Regions from separate parts of the Mus musculus genome. Here region 2 is linked to region 1. A link is a loop called in an ENCODE intact Hi-C map of the cell type or tissue named here. Cell type or tissue: heart. All regions are shown on one strand.

Region 1 (2,500 bases):
CAAGTTGTTTCCAGTTTCTGTTTGCTTGATAGATCATTTCTCATCATTTGAGTCTTATTCTTTAGATGTCTTTAGTGGTGAGGTGTATTTCCTGAAGACAACGTAGTATGGAATCTATGGTTTCATTTGAGTTAGCCTTCAAAAATAGAAACATGGGAACAAAAGAAGCTAAACTAAATTTGAGCATAGTTAAGAAGTTATTTTAAATGTCTATCTTATGGATAATTCAGAAAGTGTATATATGCTTTAATATATTTATATACATGAATATACATAGGGTTTTGGAATTGTACTTTTATTTTCCTCATTCTTTTATGTTAGCATTTCAAATTTTGAGGCAGTCCACTCTAATAAAAATGTTGTGAAATCTTTGAAATTTTAAAAATATGGATATCTAGAGAGTATCAAAGGATAGTCTTTATGCATTTCTGAGCCACTTTAAACCATGTGGATTTTCTTGTGGCCTTTACCTGAAAATATTAAAATCTAGGTAGTTCAGTGAGTTCTTATGAAAATAGCTCTAATTTTCTTTTACATGTTTTCTTTTGTCATGTTTGCTTCTGATCTGACCTGAATTGAAGATAGCCAAAGAAGGATTTGTTATAGAAATACAAGAAAACCTGATTCTCCCTGAAGAGGTAGTGAGGGAATTCTACACTCATATAGCAGACCAGGTAAGAAGCTTTTAAAAATACACTGTGTATATATTTACACACACACACACACACACACACACACACACACACACACACACTGAACTACAATGATTGGAATAAGTTTATATTTCTATTATAAAGTAGAAAACTGGTAATTCTAGCCAATTGAATAAATTTTGGTGTCTTGAAGATGTCCACAAATTGATGATGCCCAAGATGGTATCTCTGGGGACATCTTCAGTGGAAACAAGTGGAAACAAACATTCTGCAAGATTTCAATGGTTTGTTTTGTTGAAGACTGGAAGTGATTAGCCAGTCTTCTCCTATCAATTTTCAGCCTTAGCATATATGTATGTATGTTTATACATACATATATATGGTTTTTGGAATTGTGCTTTTATTTTCCTTTCCTTATTTTAGCATTTCAAATTTTGAGTCAGTCTACTCTAATAAAAAATATTGTGAAATCTTTGAAGTTTTAAAAGTACAGATATCGAGGAAATATGCATGTAATTGCATCTGGTATGCAGGAATTCTGTAAGCCACTCTTTATCTGAATCATTTCTCTGAGGCTGTAATCCAGCAAGGTTTTTTTTCCTTGGAGGAACATGGTATAATGTTTCAAAAAACATTTTGAAGTGGGTGTGTGACTTGGAAATCAGGAGACCTATCTTCAAAAAACACTCTTTCAATATGACGAGCAGTAAATATATATTTGAATTTAAATTCATTCAAACTAAATGACATTTAAAAATTGGAGTCTTATGTATAATATGCACATTTCAGGTCCTCAATAGCCATATCCAGGAATATTGTTAGGGAGTTCAGAGTATGTTACCCATAAGGAAAGTTCTACTAGTCAGCACTTTTAAACTGATCTACTGCTCTAGTTATCCAAGTTTCCGTGTGTGTGTGTGTGTGTGTGTGTGTGTGTGTGTGTAAAATTTTGCCAATTGTGTCACCAATATGTGTGTACTTTTATGAATTGCCACCCTAGGCAAGTTACCAGAAATTGTTTTGTTTGTCAGATTTCTCTCCGTGTGTTCAAATAAACCAGACAAAGTCACCGGAAAGGGAGGAGAGTTGTGTTTTGGTTCAGGATCTGAGACATCCATAGTGGCCTGAGCCATAACCTTGATGTCTGTGTTGAGACAGAACATCATATTCAGGAGATCATGGTTAACTAAAGCTGCTTACTTCCTGAAATGAGAAAACAAAAAGTGGTCGAGAGGAAATGCCAGGGTCCTAAAACTGCTTCAAGGTAATACCCAGTGGTTGTACAGCCTTCTGCCTAAGTGCTTCGTTGCTTTCGGTAACAGTCACATGGTGGTGACCAAGCCTTTAGTATATGGCCACTGGGAGACATCAGATCCAACTGTGACAATTACTGAATTAAAAACTTCGATATTGAGCATCAAAATCTCTCCGTCTGTGTCTGTCTCTGTTTCTGGCTCTCTCTGGCTCTCCTTTCTCTGTGTGTCATGTGTGTTAGTTCTTTGAGGATTTTGTACAATATGTTTTAATCATTTCCTTCCTTTCTCCTAACTCCTTCCAGATTTGCCCCAGCTTCCCCACCCACCCCGTTTTGTGTCCCTTTTAAAAAGACAAATAAAATAAAAGAAAAAAAAAAAGAAAAAAAGCAAGAAGAAAAGAGAAAAAGAAAAGGAAAAGAAAAGTCGTTAAGTTTGATTGTGACACCAGGCATAAGACCTGCTGAAGCTGAAGCCATACAAAGTTTGAGCATGGAGATGGGAGGAGGGCCCAAATTCCCCCTTTTAGCTAAGGAGCTATCAGCAGTAATTGTGCTACACTGTATTTAAAATAATTTTCTCCTGGATGTATAT
Region 2 (2,500 bases), 310 kb after region 1:
TTTGATTCAGATATTTTATGTCATAGGGCTCGTTTCAAAAAATGGAACTTATAGTCTAATTCAAAATGTAACTGTTAGCTTATACAATTTCTCATTATCAATTTGTCTTCTTAACAAGGAGCTCAGCTCAGCAGGCTAATAACTGGTTCTTCTCTGTCAAGCTTCCCAGGACCCGCAAGGGCCTTTAGTCTGTGATGTCTGCCACCACCTAGTGGTCCTCTGGAGAACTACCACTGGGTTATGAAGCCAGAGAGAACAGAGACAATTCTGTAGGTAGCGTTCCTGTAGGCACTGCTTTATTTACACAAGATACGCATCAGTATTGGTAAACACAGGTGGATTCTCAAAGAGCTTGCTTTCCTGTGTTACATTTGTGTTACCTGAATGTTCAATTTGGAAAAAAATGAAACTATTACAGAAGGTAATGTGCTTAAAACTGGCAAGCCATTTTCTCACACAGACTCTCATAATGCTGAGAGGGAGGGAGCAATGCTGCCTGCCTGCAGAGACTGGTGCTGTCAGAAGACTGGGGGCTGCCTTGCTTGCCTTGTGACCCGGCACCCAAACTAATGCCTGACTCATGGTAGATTTCTGTCTGCGGGAACGGTGGGTTAAGTAGAGAAGGAGATTCTAGGACGTGAACCTAGAAATGTTATCTTCTTCTCATAGGAAGGAACAGCTCGGCATTTAGAATGGGAATACAGAAATCATCACAGCCCAGTGGAGGTGCGGCTGGAACTAGAGCCCGCTTTGTTCCCAAAGCTTCCAGTTGCAGAGAAGGAAGGCCTGGGCTACCCATGTGGCTGCAGTGACGATGCTGACTGAGCAGAAATGAACTAAGTGGCATGCTTAGGTGGGGCAGTTCTTTACCCCCACTGGGAGTCTGGTTTGAAATGCAGGCTAGTTTGGGACTGAAGATGTGTAGTATTGAGTGCAGCACTTGTCTGGCCTCGGTTTGATCCCGGGCCAGTGGACAGGTGGATGAATAGATGAGTACCTCAAACTGTATAATACTAACTTATTGTGGGCAAGTCAAAATAAAGGTGCTAAGATTCCAAGAGCTGTCATGCCCCTGCTTTGCCTCATTCCTTCATCCCTCAGAAGGGTTCTCAATTAGGTGGTCACCCTTTGTGTAGAGAATATTTAAAGCATTAAAAACCCATTCCCGGGGTTATTAATTAATGTATGTTTTAAGCTCTATGAAAGTATATAAATTTACATACTACAAATAAATACATCTATTGTGAATGATAGTTAAATGAACTAGTTTTACCCCATCAAGCTTTCCAGGGTGACAATTCATCTGTGATGTCTACCACCTAGTGGTCATTTGGGGAATTGCCACTGAGTTTTGGCTAGTTTTTTAGGTTGTCTTATAACAGTAAACTGTTCGCGCATGGTTGCACTTAGCCCCTGTGCCTGTACAGTCATGCTGAGGTCACTATTGCTGTGCTTCCTATCGTGATGCCGTGTCCCCTGGACATACACTAGTAACAGTCATGCCATGTGGTTTCTGCATTCAGCTGCTCTTTCTGCAGGCATCAGTGCCTGTTTTTGCACAGTGTGACGCTGCACCACTTGTCAGTCGCTGGCACTTTGGACTGCAATTTGGGCTGTTAATAAGTAATTGAGCCAGGAACAGCCACTTACGTGTTTGAACATTTATTAACTTTCATGAGTGGAAGCTGCTCATCGAAGCCCTCTCCTCCGCACATACTTCAGGCCGTGAATGTTGGCTTTATCCTTACAAGTCCTTGCTGTTGTACACGTCTGCTTTTGGTAGGCTAACAGAACTACAGAGGTGCTCGCTGTCTTTAACTTACAAGTCTCTACATGCTGACATCTCTTCCACATCCCCGCTCCACATCTCTTAGGTCTTTTCACTTTATATTTACTTCACATTTCAATTAAGTTCTGTAATAATTCCACACATTTTTTTTTTTTAAAGATTTATTTATTATATGTAAGTACACTGTAGCTGTCTTCAGACACTCCAGAAGAGGGAGTCAGATCTCATTACGGGTGGTTGTGAGCCACCATGTGGTTGCTGGGATTTGAACTCTGGACCTTCGGAAGAGCAGTCGGGTGCTCTTACCCACTGAGCCATCTCACCAGCCCCTCCACACATTTATATAACACAGTCTGATCACACTCCACCCCACCCCTCCCACTCTAGTGAACCCCTTCTCCTCTCTGCAGAGCCCCCTCATTCTCATGCCTTCTCGTTTGGTTTGTTATCTACTGGATTTAACCAGAGTCCTGTGAGCATAGGTGACACTGTTGACTGGAGCCTGGGGAACCCACCAATGACTGCACTACCCCTCCCCCAAGGCCCACCAGATTCAGTAACCCCCGCCCCCCGGGGAGAAGCAGGGCCCCCATGACCACTCAAACCTCATTCATGATTAGTTATTGATCTTCCCAGTCTTGTGTAGGCAGCTACAGCTTTTGCAAGTTTATTATTGACTATCCAGATCATGCCCATCAGATAGTGAGTGGT

The links. Peaks named below come from ENCODE experiments on the same cell type or tissue, not always from the same donor. Only the 100,000 strongest peaks of a DNase experiment are listed, where the experiment ranks them.
Region 2: a loop joins it to region 1, with 9 times the contacts of the local background. A loop is called at or near these places in 24 of 42 quality-filtered maps.

What each region holds. Positions count from the first base shown.
Region 1 is chr13:19,676,011-19,678,510 of GRCm38, reverse strand. Nme8 (NME/NM23 family member 8) reads left to right here. Exons shown (of 17, transcript NM_181591.3): 9 at 582-674. Among named protein-coding and RNA genes, the nearest start is that of Nme8, 20 kb to the left of the region's middle. In heart, no CTCF peak of the experiment used is centred here; no DNase peak of the experiment used is centred here.
Region 2 is chr13:19,363,515-19,366,014 of GRCm38, reverse strand. The region is part of intron 7 of Stard3nl (STARD3 N-terminal like); the gene reads left to right. Among named protein-coding and RNA genes, the nearest start is that of Stard3nl, 31 kb to the left of the region's middle. In heart, CTCF peaks have their summits at 217 (motif pointing left) and 1,319 (motif pointing left); no DNase peak of the experiment used is centred here.